2 separate regions of the Homo sapiens genome follow, and region 2 is linked to region 1. A link is a contact called in ENCODE Hi-C or POLR2A ChIA-PET data. All regions are on one chromosome and are shown on one strand. The core of a region is the stretch at or near the end of the contact, and the rest is flanking DNA. Distances in the headings are between cores, read along the strand shown.

Region 1 (3,053 bases), core at 407-2,906:
AGTGTGATGCCTCTAGCTTCGTTCTTTTCACTGAAGATGGCTTTGGTCATTCAGGGTTGTCTATGACTTCATACAAATTTTAGATTATTTATTCTATTTCTGTGAATAACGTCATTGAAATTATGATAGAGATTGCATTGAATCTGTAGATCCCATTGATTAGTATGGACATTTTAACAATACTAATTCTCCTAATCCATGAATATGTACAATCCTTCCTTTCTTGTGTGTCATCTTCAATATCTCCCATCAATGTTCTATAGTTTTTAATACACAGATCTTTCACCTTCTTGATTAACCTACTCCTAAGTATTTTTTATGATATTGTAAATAGGATTGTTTTCTTAATTTCTTTTTCAGATAGTTTGTTGTTGGCATATGGAAATACCACTGGTTTTTGTAAGTTGATTTTGTCTCCTGCAACTTTAATGAATTCCATTATCAATTCTAACAGTTTGGGATGGCATTTAGGGGTGTGTGTGTGTGTGTGTGTGTGTGTGTGTATTTGAATGCCTTTCATTTCTTTCTCTTGCCTAATTGCCTTGGCTAGGACTTCTAGTACTACGTTGAATAGGGGTGTTGAAAGTGGGTATCCTTGTCTTGTTTCTGATCTTAGAGGAAAAGCCTTCAAATTTTCAGTGTTGAGCATGATGTTAGCTATGGACTTGTCATATATGGTGTTTACTGTGTTGAGAAACAGTCCTTATATAACTAATTTGTTGAGAGCTTTTATCACAAAAGAATGTTGAATTTTGTCAAATGCTTTTCATATATCCATTGAGATTATAAGGTGGTTTTTGGCCTTGATTCTTTGAATATGGTGAGCCACATTTATTGATATGCCATATCGTTTTTAGACTCTTATCTCACTCTTTATACAAAAATCAACTCAAAATGGATTAAAGACTTAAGCATAAGACCTGAAATTGTAAAACTACCAGAAGAAAAAAATCAAGGAAAGCTCTGTGACATTGGTCTTGGAAGTGATTTCTTTGATAAGACCCCAAAAGCAGAGGCAACAAAAGCAAAAATAGACAAATGGGATTGCATCAAATTGAAAAGCTTCTGCACAACAAAGAAAACAATTAACAGGGAAAAGACCATCCGTAGATTAGGACAAAATATTTGCAAGTCATACATCCAACAAGGAACTAGTGTCCAAAATAGACGAAGGCACTAAAAATAACTGCACAGATCATTAACTTCTTATAACTGCTAAATTCTGTGAAAGTGCCATTTTCTTGGTTACAAAAAGCAGACCACAAGAGCAGACAACTTAGATATATCATTCAGGATATTTAAAATTTCAGAGGTGAACCAAGTTTGTTTTAGAGCTTTTAATATATGTGAGCCTAGCACTTCAGATACATATTTCCTAAGATATCTTTATGTTTGGAAGCTTCATGAACACTTTTTTAAAGATACTTTACAATAAAGAAATACACATTTATTTCTAGCATCCCTCCATAATCAGCCTGCTGATTTTCTTCTTGGAACCACTATAGTGGGCCTGAAAGGAGATGTCTCTCTAGATCCACTAAAGTTCTTGATGTTCTTTTATGGAGTTGGGCGATCCCTGGAGCTGACAGAGTGGTGGCCTGGAGTTGCTTCTCCTCTCATTTCTGCTGTCTACCGTGGGTGTCACCATCCTCCCAGGAGCGCAGCTCAAACTTCTGTGTGACTCACCCACTGTTTCCCACATCTTGTCAGTTGGCAAATTCAGTTGATAGAATCTCTTCAAACTCTCAAATCCATCTTTTGTTTTTGTTACCACTGGTCAGATCAAGCTCTTGTGACTTAAACTGAACAGTTGTAAATCCTTTTAAATAATTTCTAGAACCATGGGATTTCTCTACTCTCATCCCTCTTACAGAGGGAAAAGGCCAGGGTTTTGCTCATTGCTGAAATCTAAGCATTTGGCCCAGAGCATAAAACATGTAAGGCAGTAAGTGTGTGTTCACTGGAGCCTGGTTCTATTGTTTCTGTCTTCAAAAGCCTGTGATGGTTTCATGTTGCCCACAGAGTGAAACCTCCTTAGCTGGGCCTCACTGTATATCAGTCTTCCTTTCCACCTTATTTCTCATACAATCTAGTGATGCGCTTTTTGATGATTGCTTACCATCGGGCTCATGTTGATTTTTTCTGATGCTCCCTCCTTCCAAATCTTCACTTGTCAAAGTCCTGCACATATTTTCAGACCCTGCTCCATGGTTATCTTTATGAGGCCTCCTGAGAGTCTTCTCCCATCATAATTGATCCACTGTCCTTCTCTCCCAATGACTTCATACCTTCAGTATATTACAGTCAGTCTTTTATTATAGCTCCTGAATGGACAGGGTTTCATTTTAAGTGCTAATTTTTATCAGTTGGTAATGGCTGCCTAGAGCACTGTATTGAGAAGGATTCTAAGGGTATACCTGGGTTCCTCAAACAGGGTGCCAAAGCAGATTGGATGCATTACATGAGTGTAGGAGAAGAGAGAGAACAAACTGCCCATGGATTCGCCAACTTTATTTAGATTCCCATTGATGTTTCTACTCAGCTGGATCAGGTGCTCGTAAAGATATCTTTCTATCCTTGTAGCCTCTAGCATAATTCATTTTCAATTTGAAGCTTAAATACTCTATTCCATGATTTTAAAGGTTCATAATTTAAAATGACAAATATGACATTTGAGATAGAATGTGGTAATGGAAAATAAAGATATAAAGTGCTAGTGAAATGGTCCTTGAAGACTGGGTAGAAAGACACGGGAAACAAGAAGGGAAGGCAGCCCTGGTCAAGAGTGAAGGACGAAGATACAAGTTTTTAAAGTGTAAGTTCTATTCTGTTAAGGAAAAATGATCCAGAATTTGTGGAAGAGAAGTGAAGGCTCAGTTTATAATGATAGGCTTCAGTTAGGTTGGTGCAAAAGTAATTGCATTGAAAGTAATGGTAGAAACCACAATTGCTTTTGCACCAACCTAATATATCATGGGAGCTATGAGTGCCTTCCTAAGAAGTACGGGTATACTCAAGTATGCTGACATATGATAGATGGTTTTGAACATAAT
Region 2 (3,053 bases), core at 363-2,862, 150 kb before region 1:
TGAGCTACTATTCTGTTTATTGTGCTATTTGTTGCCTGAATACCTTGTTTATTTTTTCATTGTGTTATTGTTACATAAGTCCTGTGAGATTTATGCTTTAAGGAGGTTCTATTTTGGTGTGTTTTGAGGATTTGTTTCAAGATTTAGAGCGCCTTTTAGCAGTTCTTGTAGTGCCAGATTGGTAGTGGTGAATTCTCTCAGCATTTGTTATGTCTGGAAAAGACTGTATCTTTCCTTCATTTATGAAGCCTAGTTTCTCTGGATAAAAAATTCTTGGTTGATAATTGTTTTGTTTAAGGAGGCTAAAATAGGACCCCAATTACTCTAGCTTGTATGGTTTCTGCTAAGAAATCTGTTAGTCTGATAGGTTTTCCTTTATAGGTTACCTGATGCTTTTGCTTCACAGCTTTTAAGATTCTTTCCTTCATCTTGACTTTAGATAACCTGATGACTATGTGCCTAGATGATGATCTTTTTGTAATGAATTTCCTGGATGTTCTTTGAGCTACTCGTATTTGGATATCTAGATCTCTTGCAAGGCCAGAGGAGATTTCCTTGATTATTCCCTGAAATGTGTTTTCCAGACTTTTAGATTTCTCTTCTTCCTCAGGAACACCACCAGTTATTCTTAGGTTTGGATGCCTAACATAGTCCCAAACTTCTTGGAGGCTTTGTTCATTTTTAAATATTTTTTGTCTTTGTCTTTGTCAGATTGGGTTAATTCAAAAGCTTTGTCTTTGAGCTCTGAAGTTCTTTCTTCTGATCATTTTATTCTATTACTGAGACTTTCCAATGCATTTTGCATTTCTCTAAGTGTATCCTTGATTTCCAGAAGTCGTGATTGTTTTTTATTTATGCTATCTATTTCACTGAAGATTTTTCCTCTCATATCGTGTATCATGTTTTTGATTTCTTTAAGTTGGAGTTCACGTTTCTCTAGTGCCTCCTTGATTAGCTTAATAATGGGCCTTCTGAATTCTTTTTCTGGCAATTCAGAAATTTTGTCTTGGTTTGGATCCATTACTGGTGAGCTGGTGTGGTCTTTTGGGGATGTTAAAGAAACTTGTTTTATCGTAATACCAGAATTATTTTTCTGGTTCCTTCTCATTTGGATAGGCTATGTCAGAGGGAAGATCTGGAACTCAAGTGCTGCTGTTCAGATTCTTTTGCTCCATGGGGTGCTCCTTTGATGTGGTGTTCTCCCCCTTCCCCTAGGGATGGGGCTTCCTGAGAGGCGAACTGCAGTGATTGCTTTTGCTCTTCTGGGTCTAGTCACCCAGCAGAGCCTACCAGGCTCTGAGCTGGTACTAAGGAATGTCTGCAAAGTGAAATAGACTCTGTGTGGGTCCTTGCTTGTATTTTTCTTTAGTGTGCTGGTTTTGTGTTGGTTGGCCTTCAGCCAGGAACACAAGAGTGCACCACTGCACTCTAGCCTGGGCGACAGAGCAAGACTCTGTCTCATTTTCCAGAGCGTATCAGCTGCAGCTGTATAAGCAGGATCAGGCAGTGGGTGGGGTTATAGAGCTCCCAAGAGATTATGTTCTTTGTCTTCAGCTGCCAGGGCAGGCAGAGAAAGACCACTAGGTGGGGACAAGGATAGGCCTGTCTGATCTCAGAGTCTCCTTGGGTGGGCCTTGCTGCAGCTGCTGTGGGGGATGGGAGTGTGGTTCTCAGCCCAATGGAGGTATGTTCACAGGGGGATTATGGCTGCCTTTGCTGAGTCACACAGGTCACCAGGGAAGTGGGGGAAAGACGGCAGTCACAGGCCTCACCCAGTTCCCACATAGCCTGCAGTCCACTTAGGAGCATGCTGACCAAAGTCAAGAGTTTCCCCATTCTCAAAACACTACAGAAATTTGATTTGTAGGCACTACATTTTTTTGCTTTCCCACCACCTCACTGACTGCTTTATCGTAATCTCTTTTACTAAATTTTTCCTATTTTACCTCTACAATTTGGGATCCCACCTGGTATAGTACTTAACTTCCTCCTGTTTTCTGTCTAGTAATTCCTTATATGATCTCAACCAGCTTGGGTTTTAAATAGACACAAGCAAAATTCCAATTTTGGTTACCAGTCAGTGTACATTAACTGTGGTAATTGCAATAAAGCACAACTGCTACCTCTTCAGTCCACAAATCACTATGCAAATAACGAATGTGCAACTTGATCAGTGACCAATCACGTTACTCCTTTCACTGCATGTCTGTTATTCAGCTCATGCACAGATGGCAAAGCATATAGCTATGTTTCTTGTCGCTCAGTGATATAACTGGATAATAGAGCTTTTAAGATACTACTCTTAATGCTTAATGTTTTTTTAATGCTCCAGATAACCGTGATTCTCTTGGGGACTTAAATGAAAATGTGAATATTTGCTTTCTACCATTAAACATAACTTCATTAATCCAGCCAATGGATCATAGAATTATTTCAACTTCTAAATCTTAGATGGACTTTCAGACAGAGTATTAAACCGGAGATCATACAATTTATCTGAGTTTTGTAAAAGCACATTGCCTTTGGAGTCTTCCCTACAGCTCTGCCTAGGGCCCAACTCATCAGATTTTGGACTCATTAAATCTCCACAATCACAGGAGCCAATTCCTTAAAATAAATCTCTTTCTCTCTGTGTGTATGTGGGTACATGTAAATATAAATATATAAATATAGATATAAAAATAAATATATATTTCTATGTATACACACCCTAATTCTGTTTCTCCGGATAACCCTAATATATATTATGTGTATATATTATGTATGTGTATTTCATGTCTCTCTCTCTCTCTCAAATTAGCTGGGCATGGTGGCGGGCGCCTGTAGTCCCAGCTACTCGGGAGGCTGAGGCAGGAGAATGGCGTGAACCCAGGAGGCTGAGCTTGTAGTGAGCGGAGATTGCACCACTGCACTCTAGCCTGGGCGACAGAGCAAGACTCTGTCTCAAAAAAAAAATGTAGGTATATATATATTTTTATTTTTTATATTTGAGACAGTGTCTCACTCTGTTGCCCAATCTTGGCTTACTGCAGCCTCGATCTCCCAGGCTCAGG

Evidence for each region. Hi-C counts contacts between places; a loop is a spot of excess contacts on that map. ChIA-PET counts read pairs that join two places held with the same protein, here RNA polymerase II (POLR2A). Pooled maps may share reads with other maps.
Region 2: a loop to region 1 is called in a map with no recorded cell type, with 2.9 times the contacts of the local background. The contact joins two enhancer-like sites. A Hi-C loop is called at or near these places in 1 of 168 maps with a recorded cell type or tissue (endothelial cell of umbilical vein), 3 of 37 single-sample maps with no recorded cell type and 2 of 50 pooled maps. POLR2A ChIA-PET finds 5 or more read pairs at or near these places in 2 of 52 experiments (H1 and WTC11).

Annotation. Positions count from the first base shown.
Region 1 is chr5:95,022,099-95,025,151 of GRCh38, reverse strand. All of the region lies in intron 1 of MCTP1 (multiple C2 and transmembrane domain containing 1), which reads left to right. Among named protein-coding and RNA genes, the nearest start is that of MCTP1-AS1, 45 kb to the right of the region's middle. Within about 2 kb of position 1,656, at least 2 of the 41 ENCODE cell types and tissues checked have a DNase peak (open chromatin) inside an H3K27ac peak, as active enhancers do.
Region 2 is chr5:95,176,775-95,179,827 of GRCh38, reverse strand. All of the region lies in intron 1 of MCTP1 (multiple C2 and transmembrane domain containing 1), which reads left to right. The region is part of intron 4 of LOC105379085 (a long non-coding RNA gene); the gene reads right to left. Among named protein-coding and RNA genes, the nearest start is that of MCTP1, 110 kb to the left of the region's middle. Within about 2 kb of position 1,612, at least 2 of the 41 ENCODE cell types and tissues checked have a DNase peak (open chromatin) inside an H3K27ac peak, as active enhancers do.